Linked DNA regions of Homo sapiens: all the other regions are linked to region 3. A link is a loop called in an ENCODE intact Hi-C map of the cell type or tissue named here. Cell type or tissue: dorsolateral prefrontal cortex. All regions are shown on one strand.

The links. Hi-C counts contacts between places; a loop is a spot of excess contacts. Peaks named below come from ENCODE experiments on the same cell type or tissue, not always from the same donor. Only the 100,000 strongest peaks of a DNase experiment are listed, where the experiment ranks them.
Region 1: a loop joins it to region 3, with 5 times the contacts of the local background. A loop is called at or near these places in 89 of 110 quality-filtered maps.
Region 2: a loop joins it to region 3, with 7 times the contacts of the local background. A loop is called at or near these places in 10 of 110 quality-filtered maps.

What each region holds. Positions count from the first base shown.
Region 1 is chr6:138,280,053-138,285,052 of GRCh38, forward strand. ARFGEF3 (ARFGEF family member 3) reads left to right here. Exons shown (of 34, transcript NM_020340.5): 14 at 1-112. Among named protein-coding and RNA genes, the nearest start is that of PBOV1, 64 kb to the left of the region's middle. In dorsolateral prefrontal cortex, no CTCF peak of the experiment used is centred here; no DNase peak of the experiment used is centred here; H3K27ac peaks cover 982 bases.
Region 2 is chr6:138,208,924-138,213,923 of GRCh38, forward strand. It overlaps ARFGEF3 (ARFGEF family member 3), which reads left to right. Exons shown (of 34, transcript NM_020340.5): 4 at 987-1,118. Among named protein-coding and RNA genes, the nearest start is that of PBOV1, 7.1 kb to the right of the region's middle. In dorsolateral prefrontal cortex, CTCF peaks have their summits at 2,327 (motif pointing left) and 2,535; a DNase peak (open chromatin) is centred at 1,108; H3K27ac peaks cover 2,874 bases.
Region 3 is chr6:138,114,088-138,119,087 of GRCh38, forward strand. No RefSeq gene overlaps it. Among named protein-coding and RNA genes, the nearest start is that of PERP, 9.2 kb to the left of the region's middle. In dorsolateral prefrontal cortex, CTCF peaks have their summits at 1,968 (motif pointing right) and 2,169; a DNase peak (open chromatin) is centred at 2,034.

The DNA.
Region 1 (5,000 bases), 170 kb after region 3:
GCCTGGATTGAGGAGCTCTACCATCAGGTGCTCGACAGGAACATGCTTGGAGAGGCTGGCTATTGGGGCAGCCCAGAAGATAACAGCCTTCCCCTCATCACAATGCTGACCGGTCAGTGGTTCGTTGCAAGGCCTTGGGGCACGTGGTAGGGTGGGACGGCTCACGCTTTAAAGCCTCTTTCAGAGAAGTGTTGGTGCTTGGAGCAGACTTTGAAACAGCACCCACAAAGCTTCCCTGGCAATGGTGACAGTTCCAGGGAAGTGTCATGAGTTCACTTCACAGGAGTTTTCTGTCCCTTTTCCATGTGGGAGTCTGTAGGGTTCACTGTGCCCCATTAGATGAGGACTAACTTAGCACCTTTGTCTGTTGGTGTAAAACCGTAGGCCATATCTATAGGATGTGTAGGCCTAGGATTATTCCTGGAAGTTCTCACATGCTAATAGTTGCCCATATCATTCAGTGTTCTTGGGGTTTACCAATAAATGTAAAATGACTGATTTTAAAGTTGGCTTCCTGGCCAAGTGCCGTGGCTCATGCCTATAATCCTAGCACTTTGGGAGGCTGAGGTGGGTGGATCACCTGAGGTCAGGAGTTCGAGACCAGCCTGGCCAACATGGCAAAACTCCGTCTCTACTAAAAATACAAAAATTAGCTGGGCATGGTGGCAGGTGCCTGTAATCCCAGCTACTTGGGAGGCTAAGGCAGAAGAATCATTTGAACCCGGGAGGCAGAGGTTGCAGTGAACCGAGATTACACCACTGTACTCCAGCCTGGGCAACAGGAGCAAGACCCTGTCTCAAAACAAAAAGTTGGTTTCCTTCCGTTTATCCATATCAGAGGCCCTCCCTTCCCTTCCCAGCTGTACCAGAATTAATAATAATGCCAAATACTTACCAGCATCCTTGTCTTCAGTGTCCAGAGCTTTTATCTTTTTTAAGAAAATATTTATTCAGGAATAGACATTGCAATGGGAATATGCCCGCCATAGTAAACTATGTGCGTATACAGGGAGGTAAAGGATGACAAAGGTGTTTAAAGGAAAAATGAGGAGGATTTCATCATTGTTTTGAGACAATGATCCTTGAGTAAAGGATCAGTAACAAGGGCGGTGCCAGTTTAAGTTAGACAGGCAAGCAGGGGCTGGGCAGATGTCCTCACAGGAGTACTATTTTGTGTAAGGTTGCAATGGCTTGTGAGTTGCAATGGCTTGTGAACAAGTTGGTGCCTTTTGCAGAGTCTCATGTGATAGTTCTCTCTCTATATATAATTTCAACTATTACTTTAGACTAAAGGGGTACATGTGCAGGTTTGTTACCTGGGCATATTGCATGATGCTGAGGTTTGGGGTCAACTGATCCCATCACCCGGGTACTGAGTATAGTAGCCAACAGTTTTCAACCCTTTACCTTCCCTCCCTCTCCTGCCTTGCAGTCCCCAGTATCTGTTGTTACCGTCTGGACGTCCATGAGTACCCAGTGTTTAGCTCCCGCTTACAAGTGAGAACATATGGCATTTGGTTTTCTGTTCCTGCATTAACTCGTTTGGGATAATAGCCTTCAGCTATGTCCATGTTGCAACAAAGGACATGATTTTGTTCTTTTTTATGGTTGTGTAGTGTTCCGTGGTGTATATGGACCACAAGAACTTTTAAAATCCTATTTAACTATTAGAAATTTCACATGAGAGTGTAGAGAGCAGTATGCCATATTGTTGTGGTGCAGTATTTTTTGGCAAAAGCCACTTTTCATGGCTTATTGTGGCTCGGCCATAATGCCAAAGATTGGGGAGTCTGCAAAAGTTTAGTCTGGTCATCGCTTGCCTTAGTAAGTTAGAGCTCCAGCCTTGCCCTGGATTGGCTCTGAGTCCCCAGACTGGGTTTTTTGTTTGGTTGGTTGGTTGGTTTTTTTGTTTGGTTGTTTTCTTAAGAGTCTAGCTCTGTCCCCCAGGCTGGAGTACAGTGGCGTGATCTCAGCTCACTGCAACCTCCACCTCCCAGGTTCGAGCGATTCTTCTGCCTCAGCCTCCAGAGCAGCTGGAATTACAGGTGCCCACCACCATGCCCGGCTAATTTTTGTATTTTGAGTATAGATGGGGTTTCACCATGTTGGCCAGGCTGGCCTTGAACTCCTGACCTCAGGTGATCTGCCTGCCTCAGCCTCCCAAAGTGCTGAGATTACAGGCGTGAGCCGCCGCACCCACCCTCCCCAGACTGGTTTCTGATTGCAGTTATCCTCTCCTGGCTCCAGCAGAAGGAGGTGCAGAGCAAGGCCCTGCCCTCTCTGGAGTGTCTGTATCCTCACACAGCTCGGCATTGCTCTGTGCCCAGCAGGAACAGCACAGGGCTGGGCAAGACAGTCCAACTGGGGCACAGAATCTGTTGTCCAAAGGGCATGTTATGTTGCCTATGGTTGGCACTGGGGGCTCTTACAAGGTGTCAGAATAAACTGGCAGGTGGAACCCAGCCATGTAGAATTCGGGGCGAGGCACTATTTAGGAATCAGGCAGAAGGTCAGAACATACAGTGAGGTCTGTCCATGGGTGGCAGAGTCCTCATCATTGATTGGCATTTGGAGTCTTGCTTCAAGAACTAGGATGGAACTGGGGAAAGTAAGATTGGGTCTCAAACTTGGGGATCAGGATCACTGGAGAGGTGATCAATTTGTATTTTGTTAATCATTATAACATTTACATCCATTTGAAAAATAAGCATTCAGGCCGAGCACAGTGGCTCACGCCAATAATCCTAGGACTTTGGGAGGCCGAGGCGGGTGGATCACTTGAGGTCAGGAGTTCAAGACCAGCCTGGCCAACATGGTGAAACCCCATCTCTACAAAAAAAATACAAAAATTAGCTGAGCATGTTGACCAGCACTTGTAGTCCCAGCTACTTGGGAGGCTAAGGTGGAAGAACCCCTTGAACCTGGGAGACAGAGGTTGCAGTGAGCTGAGATCGCGTCACTGCACTTCAGCCTGAGCAACAGAGCGAGACTCTGTCTTTTTAAAAAAAAAAAAGAAAAGAAAAGTAATCATTCAAATGTATGAGAGCCATTTATTTAGTTTACCTAAAGCAATGCTTGATTTCCGTTTGTTTTCACAAACTCCTTTCAGTAGGGATGGCAGGTACTGCCCAGAGCTTATAAGTCTGAGAATTTGGTTGAGGACCCTAAACATTCCAGCTTTCATTTGAGAAGACCATAGTTTCTGCCAAAAGTAATCTCTGTGACTCTCTTGCCCGGACCTTAATAAAAGGAGTCATTCAGTACATGTAAAATGAATAAGTAACAGACTATTCGCAGTTCCCATATTCATCAGTCATCACTGTTAATTAGCCATCGCTGTTATTAATGGAACAGTAAGCTCAATTGCTATGTCCATAGGAAAGTTATTTAACTTTAATGATAGAAAAGGGCTTTTCATAAGAATTCAACAAAATAAGGATCTATGATTCTTTGTGATTCTAAATTCCAGGTATGAAGTGACAAGTGAATCAGAGCAGCAGTTAACCTAGAGTTTGGAGACTTCTATTTGATCTTTTCATTATGTATGAGGAGAAGCAGTGCCAGCAATCTGATGATCAGCGCTGTACTAACTGTGGCCATTCCTGATGTCATGTCAGAGTATTGTATAGAACTGTGGAATTTTAGCACAGAAATAAGCTTTGCATTACTTGAATTCATCAGACCTTTACCTAGCACATAGAAAACATTCATTATACTTTGATAAATGAAAATTTCTGGCAAATATCATTAGGCCATTTGACCAGACGTCAAATTAATTTCAGAGAAACCAGTCTGTTTCCACCTTAGCAGCCATATAGATTTCGTCCCTGTTTTGGTTCTGATAGTTGCTGAGGAGTCTCCAGGCTTTTTGTAATTTCTGTAAGAATCAAAGATACAGTGGAACACCATGCAAATAAGTCTCATCCTCTTGGGGTGAGGGTGAAGTCCTAAACTCGGAATTAATACTAATAATTACAGGCAGTGGCTCACACCTGTAACCCCAGCACTTTGGAAGGCAGAGGCGGGAGGATCACTTAAGGTCAGGAGTTAGAGGCCAGCTTGGCCTTCGTGGTGAAACCCCGTCTCTATTAAAAATACAAAAATTAGCTAGGTGTGGTGGCACATACCTGTAATCCCAGCTATCCAGGAGGCTGAGGTATGAGAATCGCTTGAACCTGGGAGGTGGAAGTTGCAGTGAGCTGAGATTGTGCCACTGTACCCCAGCCTGGGTGACAGAGTGAGACCCCGTCTCAAAAACAAACAAACAAAAACAAACAAAAAACCCACAACTACCCTCCTTTCTCATCCCCTCCCTGTGTTGCATTCAGCTATGTTAGTTGCATCCAAGTATGTATATTTCAACTCCATAGTCACTTTTCCAGTGATTACTTCCTTTATACTGAGGAACTTGGGGCCTTGGCGAGCCTGACTCAGGGCTACAAGGCTGCTTAATTCAGAGCCAAGACTAAAGCTTAGCCTTCTCAACCCAACTCCAGTCCTTTCCTCGCCATAACGTTAAAGAGTGGTTTGTTGAGCTAATTCTGTAGAAAAGAATTTGTTTCAACAAAAACTTAAACAGGATAACTGAGGATCCAGTATAGAGCTGGAATGGTATAGAGAGGCCTGGATGGGAGTCAGAAGATATGAATACTAATTATTTCTGTCATCAGCCTCATGGCCTTGAACCATTTACCTACTTTAAACATGGTCATGCATCCTTTAGCAAGGACAGGAACATGTTCTGAGAAATGCATTGTTAGGCAATTTTGTCATTATGTGACCATCATAGAGTGTACTTACACACCTAGGCTAGATGGTATAGCCTATTGCTCCAAGGCTACATACCTGCACCGTGTGTATTGAATACTGTAAGCAGCTGTCATAACAGAGTAGTATTTGTGTATCTAAACATAGAAAAGGTGCAATAAAAGTATGCTATTATAATCTTATGGGACCAATGTCTTATATGCAGTTCATGGTTGACCAAAACATCATTTTGT
Region 2 (5,000 bases), 95 kb after region 3:
TTTAGAAGCTTAATCTGTTTGTCTCTGGGGGAAGATGAAGGAGTAGAAGTTGTGGGCAGGTGGATTTTGGTACAATCTGAAAAAGAATTTTATGAAAATGAGAAAGAGATAGAAAAAGCCTATCCTGTGAGGTAGACTCCTGGAAGTCCTCATAACAATGAATGTCTTCTTGTTGAGGTTTTGGGGGGGATGCATTTTCTGATGGGGACATACATGAAGATTTCTGGATTCCTAAATAATTCCTGGATAAATGACAGCTCACATTAGGAAGTAAAAAGATAAAAACCTGAAAAATGATCTTGTCTACAAGACCTTCTTTCCTGTGACGAAGCCACATTTAGAAAGCATATGTGTGTGTGTGACTAGTGGGTAGGGCTAGCTTCCTCTTAGCACGATCATTCTCCATTCCCACCACCTAAATACTTTGTATGGCCGGCACATTAGGGTTTCACTTGATGGAACTTAGAATGAATAATCCAATAGCAGGAAAAGGTCTTTGCCAAAAACGGTTTATTCAAGGTTGCATGCAGTTTTATTTTCTTTAGAGACAGAGTCTTGCTCTGTCTCCCAGGCTGGAGTGCAGTGGTGTGATCTTGGCTCACTGCAACCTCCGCCTCCCGGGTTCAAGCAATTCTCCTGCCTCAGCCTCCCGAGTAGCTGGGATTGCAGGCACCCGCCACCACGCCTGGCTAATTTTTGTGTTTTTAGTAGAAACGGAGTTTCACCATGTTGGCCAGGCTGATCTCCAACCCCTGACCTCATGACCCGCCCACCTCAGCCTCCCAAAGTGCTGGGATTACAGGCATGAGCCACTGCCCTGGCCGCATTTTTCTTTTTAACGGCACATAGCGTAAGTTCTTTCTTAATGGCCTCCAGCTACACGCCTCCCCAGTAAGAAAACTGATCATCAATCCATAATAAGATACAACCAAATAAGGCAGCAGGGGAGAGCCTATCTGTGATCACTGCCTTGTGCCTCTTTACAGAAGCTTCTGTCGGAAGAGAGGTTTGTATCCATGGAAACAGATTCTGATGAGAAGCAGCTGCTCAATCAGATACTGAATGCCGTGAAAGTGACGCCTTCGCTCAACGAGGACCTGCAGGTGGAAGTGATGAAGGTTGGTTTGACGTGGCCAAGAGTGTGCGTCACTGGGACAGGAACACATCCTGATCCCCTGCACTTGTTATCTGAAAATGCCTCTGCGTTGTGGTCATGCTAGCTCATCTTCATTTGGAACGGATGCTTGTTATTCTTGCTCATGGTCCCCCTAAATTACCCTGATGGTTTAACATCAAAAGGGACAATTTCAATCAATCCTTGAGATATTTGGCCTTGTTCTGCATTAAAGGCCATTAGAAAGTGTATTTGTAATCTTTTAAGAGAATGTATGTGAGTAGTTCCAGCGTGGGGTAGATCTGATTATTCTGGGTATTCTGCCTGCTCGCATATGTTAAAACAAAGCAATAATAATAATGTTTTGATATATACTGAGATTTCAGAATGGTCAGTTTAGGGACAGAAAGACCACAGTTGGGAGGCATGTCAGAATACACATCTTTTTTTTTTTCTCCTTCAAATTATATGAAACTTACCTCTTTCATTCCAAGTACCGCCTTCCTTTTAGGGATAGCATCTCTCCCTCCTGCTTTCCCTTTCTTTTAAGAATCACCATGATTGGGGGTCCGTTATGCTGACCAGAGTGTGTCATATTCTCTGAGTGAATGGTGAGTTGGGCAGAAAGGACAGAAACTCTGCCCCGTAACAGCACCTTGGTCATGGTAACACAGCAGGAACCAACAAGAAAGCTTTTAATAATGTATTCTGTCCTTTTCCTCTCTCGGGGAACATATGTTGAGAAATATTCAGGAATAGTTGGTGTCATCCCATGGTGGATTTCTTCCTGGAAATGCACTGAAGGATTTTTGTCTTGGATAAGAGACTACACTTCTCCTGGTTTCAGTTTCTCCATTCAGAAAAGATTGACTGCAGTCATGACATTCTCTTGATGTCCTGGGCCTCACCCTAACCCTGTTGGTGGGTAGTTCAGGTGATGATTAAGAGCTCAAACTCTGAAGCCAGCCTGTCTGGGTTTCAATTCTTATTCTTCCACTTCCTAGCAGAATGTCCTTGGACAGATGCCTCAGTCACTCTACCTTGATTTCCTTGTGTGTAAAATGGGGGCAATAGTAGGACCCACCCAATAGGATTGTTTTGAGAATTAAATAAGGTGACATTTGTAAAGAACATAGCACAGTATCTGGCACAAAGCTAGTGCTTTAGAAATGTTATATATCACTACTTGTACCACTACTGCCTCCTGCTGCTGAATCAGAATCTCAGCGGATGGGAGTAGGAATGTGCAGCTTTCACTAGCATCCCAACTGATTCTTAAACACAATGAACATGATGATGCCTGAGCTAGCTGATCTTTAGGATCTCATTCATCTTTAACTCTCTTTGATTCTGGGATGTACAGTTTTGCCTTATCCTTTCAGTTTGGCAGCTGTGCATTCTTAGGAACCACAGAGTGACCCCTTCTAGCTTTGTTTGACTTCTCCACTGTATCTGTGCCACTCCTGAAAAAGAGGCAAGACCAACTGCCACGCTAATCACTTTTGTAACTTCAAAGTGCAACCTGTGAATCTTTCTTCTTCTATTAGGGCTCCAAATACTGGAGAGTGAGCTTTGGTGTCATACTAAGAGATGCAAGTCAGATTACATATTATTCTGGAAATTCTCCCAGGAATAGTTTTTGTGGAATACAGAAATTTGTATTAAAAATTAAAATGAGGAAGTACCCATTCTTCTAGGAGCTATGCACAAGCAGAACGTTTAATGGTTATGTCAACAGTCGCACCTATTTTGAAAACTTGTACTTGCTTTCTGATTCCATCCCGCCCAGCAGTGCCTTCTGCTAGCCTTGCCGAAGATAGGAGTTGACACAGGTTAACTCCACCAGAAATCGTGGAAAGCCTCTTAATGGACTCTCCAATGACACCATTATAAACCTTGATACTTTTAGTTAATGTCTGGGAGGAAAGTCAGACACTGTCAGAAAAAAGAAAAACAATGAATCTGTCAGTCTTTACAATGAGATTTCCAAAATGCTTAAAAAGATAAGGGCCTTTGTTACATGCTATTATTTTTTTAATTGACAGATAACATAGTATGCTTTATCATGTACAACATGATTTTGAAGTCTGTATACATTGTGGAATGCTTAAATCTAGCTAATTAACAAATGCATTATGTCACATAGTTATCACTTTTGTGGTGACAGCACATAATAGCCACTGTTTACATTTTTCAAGAATATATTGTCAGCTGGGCATTTGACTCATGCCTGTAATCCCCGCAATTTGGGAGGCCAAGGCAGGGGGATGGCTTGAGCCCAGAAGTTTGAGACCAGCCTGGGCAACATGGCGAAACCACATCTCTACAAAAAAATAAAAAAAGTTAATGTAGAGAAATAGGAACGCTTTTACACTGTTGGTGGGAGTGTAAATTAGTTCAACCATTGTGGAAGACAGTGTGGCAATTCCTCAAGGACCTAGAACCAGAAATACCATTTGACCCAGCTATCCCATTATCCCATTACTGGATATATACCCAAAGGATTATAAATCATGCTACTATAAAGACACATGCACACATATGTTTATTGCGGCACTATTCACAATAGCAAAGACTTGGAACCAACCCATATGTCCATCAATGATAGACTGGATTAAGAAAATATGGCACATATACACTATGGAATACTATGCAGCCATAAAAAAGGATGAGTTCATGTCCTTTGCAGGGACATGGATGAAGCTGAAAACCATCATTCTCAGCAAACTATCACAAGGACAGAAAACCAAACACCACATGTTCTCACTTATAGGTGGGAATTGAACAATGAGAACACTTGGACACAAGGCGGGGAACATCACACACCAGGGCCTGTTGTGGGGAGGGATAGCATTAGGAGAAATAACTAATGTAAATGATGAGTTGATGGGTGCAGCAAACCAACATGGCACATGTATACCTATGTAAGAAACCTTCAATTGTGTACGTGTACCCTAGAACTTAAAGTATAATTAAAAAAATACCGCACGCCTGTAATCCCAGCACTTTGGGAGGTCGAGGTGGGGGGCTCACGAGGTCAGGAGATTGAGACCATCCTGGCTAACATGGTGAAACCCCTTCTCTACTAAAAATACAAAAAATTAGCCGGGCATGGTGGCGGGTGCCTGTGGTCCCAGCTACTCAGGAGGCTGAGGCAGGAGAATGGCATGAATCCGGGAGGCAGAGCTTATAGTGAGCTGAGATCGTGCCACTGCACTCCAGCCTGGGCGACAGAGCGAGACTCCATCTCAAAAAAAAAAAAAAAAAAATTTAGCAGGGCATTGGTGGTGTGAGCCTGTAGTGCCAGCTGCTTGGGTTGCTGAGGCTGGAAAATTGCTTGAACCTAGGAGGCAGATGTTGCCGTGAGCCGAGATCGTACCACTGCTCTGTAGCCAGCAGAGTAAGACCCTGTCTCAAAAAAAAAAATATTGTCACTAAATATAGTCATCTTGCTATACAGTAGAGCTCCTAAAATTTATTCCTCCAACTTAACTATAACTGTGGATGAACCCAAAAGATATTATGTTAAATAAAATAAACCAGGCACAGAAAGACAAATACCATGATTTCACTCACATGTGGAATCGAAAAAAGTTGATCTCACGGAAGTAGAGAGTAAGATAATGATTGCTGGAGACTGGGGTGCTTAGAAGGGAGGGGTGATGGGGAGATGATAGGAAACATACCATTATTTTTAACTATTTAAATATTAGGATTGGGGAAAAATATTTCAGTTCACAACAAACCTAGCCTGAAGTTAATTTTTTGAAGTATACTTTTTGATAAACATTTTGGCCAAGCTGCTAGAAAATTAATGACAAGATAACTATACTTTGGGTAATGTTGTTATTAACATCAAATAAAACTTGATGGTAACCTGACTTTG
Region 3 (5,000 bases):
CCCCATATTCTACTGAACCTGCTATCACAAAGGTCACTGGTTAGTTCAGATTTGCAAAACTCAATGGATATCACTTTTCTCTTTGTTGTACTAGACAATCTGATGTCTTCCTCCACAAAATTCGGCTCTCTTGGAACCTATAAAAATATTAAATCCCATTGATCAAAGACCACCCAGAACACACCAATAGTCAAATAAAATTAAACTCATTAACTTGCTGCAGCAAGGGAGGTTGCACACCATGGGGAACTCTGGGGATGTCTTGGTTAGGATGTCTCCTCACACAGGAGGGGTGAGATTGAGGCTGATGTTAGGTGATCTTGGTGAGGGCTCAAGAGGTGGATGTTTTATTCTGAGATCTCTCATGCCTGGAAGAGGGGTATCTTGTTTTGTGGGTCCATGGTGTTTTGTTTTTCCCATGTTGAGATCTGATTAGGGAGTGGTCTACTTTTTGTCTTGCTCCATCACAATTACAGAGTGACCCTGTCTAATGCTGCTATTGTGTGAAACTATTTATGTTCAGCATAGGATTCTTATAGCCTAGCTACAGTTTCCCAAGCCAACTAGCCGCTGCCAGGGATTTTTTTTTTCCTTTCTTGCTGGTTCTCCATCCCTTCCCTTTCTCCTTAACACGCTAGTCTCTCTCTGCCCTCGCCACCTGCCAGTATTGTATTCTCTAGAATTCCTTCTAAACATTTTCACCATTCTGCTTGTCCTTCTAAACATGTTCTTTGTGTTACATCATCAACTTTTGTGATTTCAACCCCTGCCTGTGTACTCATGGCTTGCAAATATATACCTTTAGCTCACACCTTTCCTTTATGCTTCAAAGTTTTATATCCAACTTCCAGCCAGATGGCACCACCCGGGTCCTCACTCAAACACTTTAACCTCAACCAGTGCAGAGTTCAAACTGCCCTTTCTTCTTCTAAACCAGCATCTTCTTTCTGTAGCCTCTGCAGCACCTCCATCATCTTGATCACCAACATTAAAACTCCAAGACCATCCTTGACTCTTTATCTCTCACTCTATATTTAGTAATTTAGAAATGAGCCGCCTACTCTACCTCCTAAATATTTCTGCCATCCAGGCTCTCTGCTCCATCCCAATGCTCCTCCCCTAGCTCATTGTTTTACTGCTGCAGCTGCCCCCTAACTGAGCCCCCACCCTCTCCGAAGCCCACCTCCTACAAGATCACTAAAAGGACAGCTAAACGTGAATCTGCCCCTGACACTCCATGCGTCGCTCACTGGTTCTCCATCACGTCTTTGATTAAGTCTGAGCTTCCTGAAAGTGACATATGAAACCCACCCCTTCCCCATGATCTGGTGTCTGTTTGCCTCTCCAGCTGCACCTGTCACTTCTGCTTGCCTTACACTTCCCACTGTTTTCGCTTCTCAGATACACGATGCTATTCTTGCTTTTCTCTTGATGCTATTTATGGAATACCTTTCCTCCCAGTCCCCTCCCTATTTACTTCCTGCTGGTCTTTTAAGATCAGCTTCAGACCACATCCCCCAAGAAATCGTCCCTGAATCCTGGCCTATGCCCTCTGTCACCTCCTCCAAACTAATGTAACTACGTGCTCTTCCTCAGTGCTCCCAAACCCTGGAAGCATGTGGACTAATCACACTGTTCCGAGTCATCTCTTTTATGTCCCTATTGGGCCGTGAGCTCCTTGAGGAAAGGGACCTGATTTTATTCGTCTTTATGCCCCCAGCACCTGTCATAATGCAGGTGTTACATAATTGCTTGATAAATGTGTGAATAAATGATTGGTTTTGTCAACAACCACTCGTGAAACTTGGCTTCTCTGAACTTCTGCGTAGTCATCTATCTGTTGAGATGGTTAAAAAATGAACCACAAGGAAATGAATCGCTCGAAAATGCTGTGGAAGTAGAGATAAATGAAAAACTTCTGAGAATCAAAATTGAAAAGGAAGTATTTCTTTGGAACACTAGATGGCAGTAGCACATCATATTTCAGCATAGCATTCGCTGTGCATTCAGCTGTCCTAACGCGTGGCCATGTCTGCGGGCTACAAGAGCAGAGAAAAAGGCACGTCACTTTTGGGCCTGGAGCAATCAGCATAATTTTTTTTTTTTTTTTTTTTGAGACAGGGTCTCACTTTCTTACCCAGGCTGGAGTGCAGTGGTGCAATCACGGCTGACTGCAGTGACTGCAGCCTCGACCTCCTAGGGCTCAAGTGATCCTCCCTTCTCAGCCTCCTGAGTAGCTGGGACTACAGGTGTGCACCACCACGTCCTGCTAATTTTTATATTTTTTTTGTAGAGACTGGGTTTTTCCATGTTGCCAGAGCTGTTTTTGAACTCCTGAGCTCAAGGGAGTTCAGCCTCAGCCTCCCTGGGATTACAGGTGTAAGGCTCCACAACTGGCCAAGTCAACATAATTATTAGGAGTCAGAAGTTAAGGGTGGTTTCAGACGCATTTGCTCTCTGTGACTTAATTCTAACTAAATTCCAGTTTTAACCTCCTCCCTGGAACCAGTGTGGCAGCATTCCAAAAGGAATTGTTGACAGCCTTTCAGTGAATGGGAGCAAAGAGCATTTGTTTAGCAAGAAGCATTTGTTTAAAACCACGTTCTAAGAATACCCTAAGCTACTTTACAAATAATGTATTTTTGAATTCTCATAACTAACTGTGAGTTAGATGCTGTCAGGCCCATTTTACAGATGAAAACACTGAGACTAAGTAAATTAGCTTGGTAAATAAGGGGATTCAAACTCCGACCTGCTTGCCACAATATGTGCAACCTATCACGTTGATGTCATATTCTCTTAATTGAGCTAAAAGCTGTGACTTAAGCATAGCATTTGGAACAAACAAGTAGATGGAGTTAATGAGTTGTCAGTATAGACATATACTGTCTACTGAAAATAGTTAAATTATCAACACCAGTCCCAAGCTTGAAAGTCACTAGGTAAGTGGAGAGTGAAATGCTGAGCTCAAACAATGTCATCTGCAGCCCAGAAATATAGTTAGAAATAACAAAGGCTAACGTTAATTGAACGCTTCAAGGCACGTGGCACTATTCTAAGATACGTATTAATTTCTTTAATTTCAGATTCATCTGGTGAGGTAGGTACAATGATTACACCTACTTTGCAGATAAGGATACAGAGCCACAGATCATTTAAATTACTTGTTTAAGGCTACTCAACAGGTCAGTGTTAGAGCCCAGACCAACCCTCTGGCTCTAAGGCCTCAGCACCTAACCACCACACAATTAGTTATAGTAATAATAATAATGGCAATCAGCCCTTATATAGTGTGACGTGCCGGTCTCTGTTTTAATCACACATTAATTTCTCTTATCCTTACAACTTCTCTATGAGGTTTGTACAAGTATTGCTTCTACGTTACAGATGAGGAAACTGAGGCATGGGGAAGCTAAATGAGTTTTCCTGGATAGCACAGCTAGTAAGTGGCAGAACTGGGCCGCACGCCCAGATCTTTACAAAGCTGCGCAATTAACTTCTAAAACTTTCCATTTCAATGTGCATATTCTTAAATTTATTGGAACACATTTGAAATTTGTAGAGCATACCCAGTTGTCTGCATGTATTTTAAGACTCTACTTATCTCTCCAAACCAATTCCAGACTACTCATTCTTTCTCACACATATGCAGTCTCTCTCGTTACAGTATAAAAATTATTATTATGCTTCTGGGTCTATCACAAAAATGCCGGTTGTACATCCCAGGGTTATTTCAGCCTGGAAAATTTCCAATAAATATTCAGCTCAGGCCTAAATTATTCATGCCCTTAAAATATACTTTTTACAAATATTCTCACCAGACAGGGGGAAGGGAATGAGAAAACACAGGCCCACACTGAGCTGAGCTGTGTTTAAAATTACCTGGACTTGTTTCTTGAACAAGTTGAAGGAGCCATCAATGTTTGTGGGGCTTTTTGTATTTAAAAGTCACACATTTCAGTCTGTTTCTTATATTGACATTTTGTTTCATTTGGAGCTTTAGAAACATGTTTGCATCTCTCAGTGAGTCCCTTCCTGGAAATAAGGCCACCTTAGCCCAGCCCATAATAACCTCTCAGAGACCACTTGGCCTTGTCTCCTGCCTGTACACAGGTCTTTGTCTTATCCCCAAACAGATCTGAAACACCTCGAAGCAGAGGTTTCCACTCCTCTGCATTCCTACAATGTCCACTTCAACGGCCAGGATCAATATTCCTTCATTTCAAGAAATAGAACTGATCTTAGCACTTTGGGAGGCTGAGTTGGGCAGATCCTGAGGTCAAGAGTTCGAAACCAGCCCCAACATGGTGAAACGCTGTATCTACTAAAAATACAAAAAAAACAAAAAATTAGCCAGGTGTGGTGGCGTGCACCTGTAGTCCCAGCTACTTGGGAGGCTGAGGCAGGAGAATCGCTTGAACCTGGGAGGTGGGGGTTGTAGTGAGCTGAAATCGTACCACTACACTCCAGCCTGGGTGACAGAGCAAGAGCACTCCAGCCTGGGTGACAGAGCAAGACTCTGCCTCAAAAAAAATTAAAAAGAAAATAAAAAAGAGATAGAACTGCCACATAATAAAGAGGTTTGCTATGTGGATAGAGATGAGAATGAGAAAAATGTTCTCTTTTTTTTCTGGTTTTCTTTTTTTTTAACTTTTATTTTCAAGTTCCAGGTACATGTGCAGGTTTGTTACATAGGTAAACGTATGTCATGGGGGTTTGTTGCACAGATTATTTCATCACCCAGGTATTAAGCCTAGTACCCGTTGGTTGTTTTTCCTGATCCTCTTTCTTCTCCCATGGCTCCACTCTCTGATAGACTCCAGTGTGTATTGCTTCCCTCTGTGTGTCCATGTGTTCTCATCACGTAGCTCCCACTTATAAGTGAGAACATACAATATTTGGTTTTCTGTTCCTGCATTAGTTTGCTAAGGCAAATGGCCTCCAGCTCCATCTGTGTTCTTGTAAAGAACATGATCTTGTTCCTTTTTATGGCTGCAGAG